Regions from separate parts of the Homo sapiens genome. Here region 2 is linked to region 1. Evidence: chromatin loops called from intact Hi-C (ENCODE). Cell type or tissue: heart right ventricle. All regions are shown on one strand. Each heading gives the region's core, and the rest is flanking DNA. Links, peaks and the distances in the headings are about the cores only. Region 1 has its middle 150 kb from the start of HAND2-AS1. Region 2 overlaps LOC124900815 (a long non-coding RNA gene).

The links. Hi-C counts contacts between places; a loop is a spot of excess contacts. Peaks named below come from ENCODE experiments on the same cell type or tissue, not always from the same donor. Only the 100,000 strongest peaks of a DNase experiment are listed, where the experiment ranks them.
Region 2: a loop joins it to region 1, with 5 times the contacts of the local background. A loop is called at or near these places in 2 of 110 quality-filtered maps.

The regions. Positions count from the first base shown.
Region 1 is chr4:173,678,761-173,681,676 of GRCh38, reverse strand. No RefSeq gene overlaps it. Among named protein-coding and RNA genes, the nearest start is that of HAND2-AS1, 150 kb to the right of the region's middle. In heart right ventricle, for the core only: no CTCF peak of the experiment used is centred there; a DNase peak (open chromatin) is centred at 1,199; H3K27ac peaks cover 1,752 bases.
Region 2 is chr4:173,517,852-173,520,767 of GRCh38, reverse strand. It overlaps LOC124900815 (a long non-coding RNA gene), which reads right to left. Exons shown (of 4, transcript XR_007058371.1): 3 at 1,956-2,137; 4 at 469-1,873. It also overlaps a transcript of SCRG1 not described here. Among named protein-coding and RNA genes, the nearest start is that of HAND2, 11 kb to the left of the region's middle. RefSeq lists enhancers at 1,246-1,832, 1,409-2,608. In heart right ventricle, for the core only: no CTCF peak of the experiment used is centred there; DNase peaks (open chromatin) are centred at 1,387, 1,897, 1,977 and 2,627; H3K4me3 peaks cover 1,795 bases; H3K27ac peaks cover 2,500 bases; H3K27me3 peaks cover 149 bases.

The DNA.
Region 1 (2,916 bases), core at 135-2,634:
TAGAAGCAAAGAGTAGAATGGAAGTTACTAGAGCCTGGGAGCCTGGGAAGAATGGGGAGATGTGGGTCAAAGGGTACAAAATTGCATTTAGACAGGAGAAACAAATGATAAGTATTTCAGGTGCTGGGTATGTTAATTGTTTGATTCCGTCATTCCACACTGTATACATATATCATTACATCACTTTGTACCTCATAAGAATATGTATAATTATAATTTGACAATAAAAATAAATAACAAAAAGAATTCTGGTAAAGAAAGCCATTAGTGAAGCCCTTAAAACAGCAATGTAAGGCACAGAGCTCACATAGTCGCTGGCACAGGGTAAGCACTCAATAGACATTAGCGATGACCTTCCTTATTTTGTCTTGCTACAAGTCACCTATCACACTAACAACAAAATTAATATTACAACCCAAATCTCTTATGTACAGCATTAAGAGGTCATCTGTGAACAGAAAAAGGAGCTTGGATTAGTTAATACCTTAAGACCATATTGTGTCTACCTCACAGCTCTTCAAGCCAACTTACCAGATAGTCACTATGCCCCAGTGTGAGGAAAATGTTCACTGTAAATATTCACTAAACATTGTTCGGGACCTACAATTCAATTAACAGTAATTTATATTCCTAAAGAGAGTGTTTAAATCATATCTTTATACCTTGAGACATTAAAATATAAAAGCAAAATCTCAATTTAGCCACACCTTTTATTTCTCAGATAAATAAATTGCATTTCTTTGATTTGAGTGTTCAGTTCCTAAATGCTATATTTCTTATCTTTGTAACTTTTGAGGCTATAATCTTCCATTTTAATTTGCTATTTTCCATTTCCTACAATTACCCACCTATATATGCACTCTGTACAGACCATACACAGAGCAGATTATTTTTATTTCTGGTAGATTCCTTTTTTACAATTTCATAGTTTTATATAAATGTCTATGAATGTTTGTGTAGTAGAACTTTCGATAATAAATTTGAAGTCTCTTTTGTGCAGCTACAGGGTCTTTTTCACTGGTCTCACGTATCACACATTATACCACATCAGTCCCCTACTCTGAACCCCCCAATGTCTTCCCATCACGCATAAAGTTAAACCCTTTAAAGTCTGCTGTGGACTGGTTCTGCCTCTCTCTCTGACCTTGATTCCAGGGAGCTCTCCCTGTCACTCAAGGCCTTCTAGCTGCAGTTCGCCAACCTGCTACGCCTGGGACATGCCGAGGGCACTCTCGTCTCAGGCACTTGCCGTTCCCTCTGCCAGAAACTTTGTCCCCTCAGGGATTTGCTTGTCTCTCTCTCTCTCACTTCACTTGGGTCTCCACTCCAATGCCATCTCCTCAGAGACCTTTCCTGACCATCTTCTTTAAAACATCCTCACCCTCCCATTTTTCCACCCTCTATCACTTTGTTTCATTTTCTTCACAGCCCTTATCATTACTTGATAAAATATATGTCTGCATTTCTTTATTATCTGTCCCCCTACTAAAATGTAAGGCCCATGAAACCAGAGATTTGATTTACTTTATGCCTGTATCTCAGGCACCTGGTACATACAAATGGATTGAATTAATAAATAACAGAAGAATCCTTGCATGCCAAGAACTTAGCACAGTCCCTGGCTTATAGTGAGTACCAAGTAAGTGGTGGTTGAATAAATGAAAAAATAATAATTTGTTCAACAAAATATATAGCTAATGTGCCCTCAGAACAGAAAGTGTGACCTGCCTGCCTTTAGACATCTCAGAAACTAATGGGAGAGATAATTGCATGCGCTAAAAATTAAATAACTATATGTAGTACTGTGTGAAGCTGCATGTAATCAGTTCTAAACAATTGTGTGTAAATTAATGATACAGCTAATAGGTGTGTGTCTGCTTAGGAAGCAGAGTTTGATGCAGGCTGGAGTTCTCGGGTCAGCTTTATTGAGCAGTGGGATTTGAGAAGGATCTTAAAGAACTTGGGAGTTTGGGATAGGTGATATGATAGCTAATTCTGTATCAACTTAAGCACACTTAAGATGATACAGATACCTGGTGAAACATTATTTCTGGGTGTGTTTGTGAGAGTGTTTCTTGAAAAATGTCGTGTTTGAATCTGTTGACTGAGTAAAGAAGATCTGCCCTCATCAATACGGGCGGCAACGTCCAATCCATTGAGGGCCCAGATAGAACAGAAAGGCAGAGGAAGGATGAATTCACTGTGTCTGCTTGAGCTGGAACAACTGTCTTCTCCTACCCTCAGACATTGGAACTGCTGGTTTTCAGGTCTTCAGGCTTGGGCTAGAACTACACCACTGGCTTTGTTGGGCTTGCTGACAGCTACTCTGAGACTTCTTGGCATCTATAATTGTGTGAGCCAACGTGTCATAATAAATATTTTTCTATATGTCTGCATATATCCTATTGCTTCTGTTTCTCCGGAGAATCCTGTCTAATACAGTTAAAGGGGAGAAGTTACAGAGGAGAACATCACAAGTGGGAAGGAAGGAGCCAGCCTGTGACGGCATTGAATTTTCTTAAAAATGTATTTGTTCTAGTGATGTTTTTCCAATTTAAATATATAATATTCCTGGCAATGTTGAGGTTCTTATAATCAGAAATTTAGAATTATTAAATAAAAATTAGAAGTTAATTGTTATAACTCTCACCTCTACTCATGTGTTAACATGCTTTATTTTTGCTTAAAGTAATTTAATCAAAAGTGAGTATAAATATTTGTAAATTATACCTATTTAGAAAACTTAAAGACTTTCAGAAGAAAAGCCTTTAATGTATTACAGATACAGGAAAGGTGCTAGAATATCTTAATAGTGTAACCATATCAATAAAACACATGATTTTTATGACTAAGATAAGTCATTGAAGATACTTTTAGACACACTCACTGTCTCAGATTTAATGTGTACTTGAATAT
Region 2 (2,916 bases), core at 144-2,643, 160 kb after region 1:
GCGGTTTGGGGGCTAATGATAGGGAATGAGGCTTTTAGACAATTGTGTCCTCAGTGACTGAAGGATTCTGGCCTATCTGTGCTTCTAGAAAGGGGAGGATCAGGCAATGTCTGCACAAAGTACAGTTTTCTAGAGTGCTGGTAAGTGGGTTCTCTATGATCTGTCTGAATGGTGGAGCCGACTGAGACACATTAGTTTTCTAAATCACTCAGATCGCTCAAAAGCAAACAAACAACAGCAAAAAACAAGCAAACTGAAAACTCCACATCACTTGTGCCTATAATACTTTCTTGCTCAGAGTATAAACAAACTTTTACTTGAATTAAGTGGAATAAATCCACATGGGACACAGGCCCAGAGAGTCCCAGTTTATATTTTCAAGCAAAGAAGACAGACTTGCAGGCAGCTAAACTTCGTGCAAAAGATCAGAGGGTACTCACCAGGCCACTTCCACAACTAACACCCTAGTTGTTTTCTCAAATAGTATTTTTAATGCATGAGCAACCAGATATAACCAACTGGATGCTTCTCCATGGCCAGATGGAGTGTTTGAAAATATTCCTTAATGTAGCACCAAATCATTTTTCAGTTCATTGGTGACCTAGAACTAAAGAGTCAGGGAGACTCTTCTGTAAAGGCAGGTTGTTTGGAACTTGTTTTTTGCCCCACCAGCTGAGATCCTTTACAACAAACAGTGCACTGACTCAGGGTCAGTGAGAATGTTCAACCTTCATTAAATACATTGCCTAGAGAAGAGGCCAAAAGAGATATGATCCTAAGATGGCAGTAAATCCAACCTTTGTAAAAAGATGGAAGCCAATGGCCACTGACGCCAGTGCAGAGTTGCCTTCAATTTAAAGTGGGTTGTTAATGTCGTTCCCTGGAGCTGACATTTTGTCTTTAGGATAAGGCAGAAAAGCAGGAAAAGAAGACTGTTATTTTGAAGAAGAAAACCTGAAAACGCAACCTCAGTTGGTAACTAGTACTTGGCGAAGAAGGAAAGCCGGTGCGGTTTTAATGAGAGAAAGTAACTGCCAGGCCTTTTGACCATCGCCTTCGCTTTGCAAATCTGGTTTTCATATTCTTGCTCAGTAATCACCCAAAGTCATAACTGTCTCTGAAATTATTCATTAAAGTCATTTTCAGGGATTCTCACAGGATGACTCTTTTACGTTTATGATCTTGTGAGAGCAATGACATCAGCCTCTGTCTGTTTTCCGCATTTAATTAACGTGCCGCGAAGACGCGAGGGGCCGTGGCTGTGTGCGTGGGGAGGGGGCGGGCTGGGGTGGAATCCAACGGCCCTGGTGCTCCCGGCGCGGTCAGCTGAGCTCAGGCGCGCAGACATCCTTTGATTAAGGAGGGTATTTCGGGGAGTGCAGGCTGTGCAGAAGATCACGGCTGTGCCCTCTGGTGCTGTCAGCAGTGACAGATCCCAGATGGGGCCGCTACTGTATGGCAGATTGAGTTTCTCAGCAGAAAACTCACCCTCCCTCCTAAACGTCTTCAAAAACCTTCTCCAGATACTCCAAGTCTCTTCGTGTGAAACTGAAAAAGTCCAATCCCAAAGTTGGTTTTGAGTGCGTGTATGTTACGTGTTTTTGTTTTGTTTTTTTTTTTATTCCTTCCTCTATTTTTTCTCTGCATTTACTCCTCCTCTGAGCATCTTCGACCCGCAGGGCTACCTGGCTGCTAATAGCGTAGACGTGGCGGGCCTGGGGGTTCCTGTTCGCCTAGCTCACAGCGCCACGCCGACTACACAGCACCGAAGGGCCCCGAAGGCAACCCGGTGGGTAGGGGCGCGGCGGACAGGACGTGGGGGCAACTCTAGCGTATCTCGGGAAGCCGGGGTGGACCGCCGGGCCAAACACTCCTGAGCAGAAAAGGAGAGATGCTGGCGGGAAGCGGGGAGCAGGGGGCGGGGGGGCGGACACAAAGGCGGAAGCAGAGAATACCTTGGCCCAGCTCCTGAACCTGCTCCTGCCAGCCATCCGTCTTTGCTCCGCGGAGGGTCGATCCACCAACCTAGGCATTTTCGAACGGCAAAGTGGAGACCAAAAAGGGGGCGCAGGGGCTAACCGCTGGGATTGGGAAACGGTGAAGGCGGGTCCCAGATGCAGCAGGGGCTCGGCAGGTTCTGGAATGGGGAGAAGGGGGACTGCGGAAGTCCAGGGAAGCCTGCGGCCCAAGCCCGAAGGCTGTACTGAGGCCTCTCCAAGGTGAGAGGGGGAGCATAGAGAGCAGGTTTCTACATAATAAGAATTCACCCACTTGGGGATTGCTAGTCTGGGTCCCGAGTTTCGCATTCCTGAACAGTGTGTTGGAAACTCTGTTGCAGAAACATTTGGACTTATTTTAAGCCTTTATTTTAAAAAAATAAGTAACTTTAAATAAATGCTCCGGGTTCCCTGCCTACCTGGAGACAACCGAGGCTCTTCCCGTCCCCCTGTCCCCCACCCTAGGTATCCAAGACTGGCTCCCGTGGAGCAGCAGTGGCCGGGAGAGAGGCAGAAAGGCAGAGGAAGGTGTGCCGCACCCAGTTTCGGAGCTGATTTCCAGGCCCCACCCATTCCTGCCCTCCCGGTCCTCTTTAACTGTGGAACTTGGAGTGTTCCTGCGGGCGAAAAAAACGAGAGAACAGAAGGGGAGCCTAGAGAGAGCGAATATTGTTTTAAACTTAAGGATAGGCAATTTCTTTTTTCTTCAAGATACTAGGGCAGCCTCCTCCCACAGCCCTTCGGGGTGAGGGCAGCTTGCTGAGCCTCTGTTAAGCTTACAAAAGAGCCTCTGGGGAGCAGAGAGAGGAGCTAAAAATACCTCCGAAGCTAGGCCCGAGGTCCGGGAGGAGCTCCTCACTCGCTCTCGCTCTGGCCCTGCCCAGGAGGGAGCTTTCGCCTTTTGCATTCCGAGGGCCGG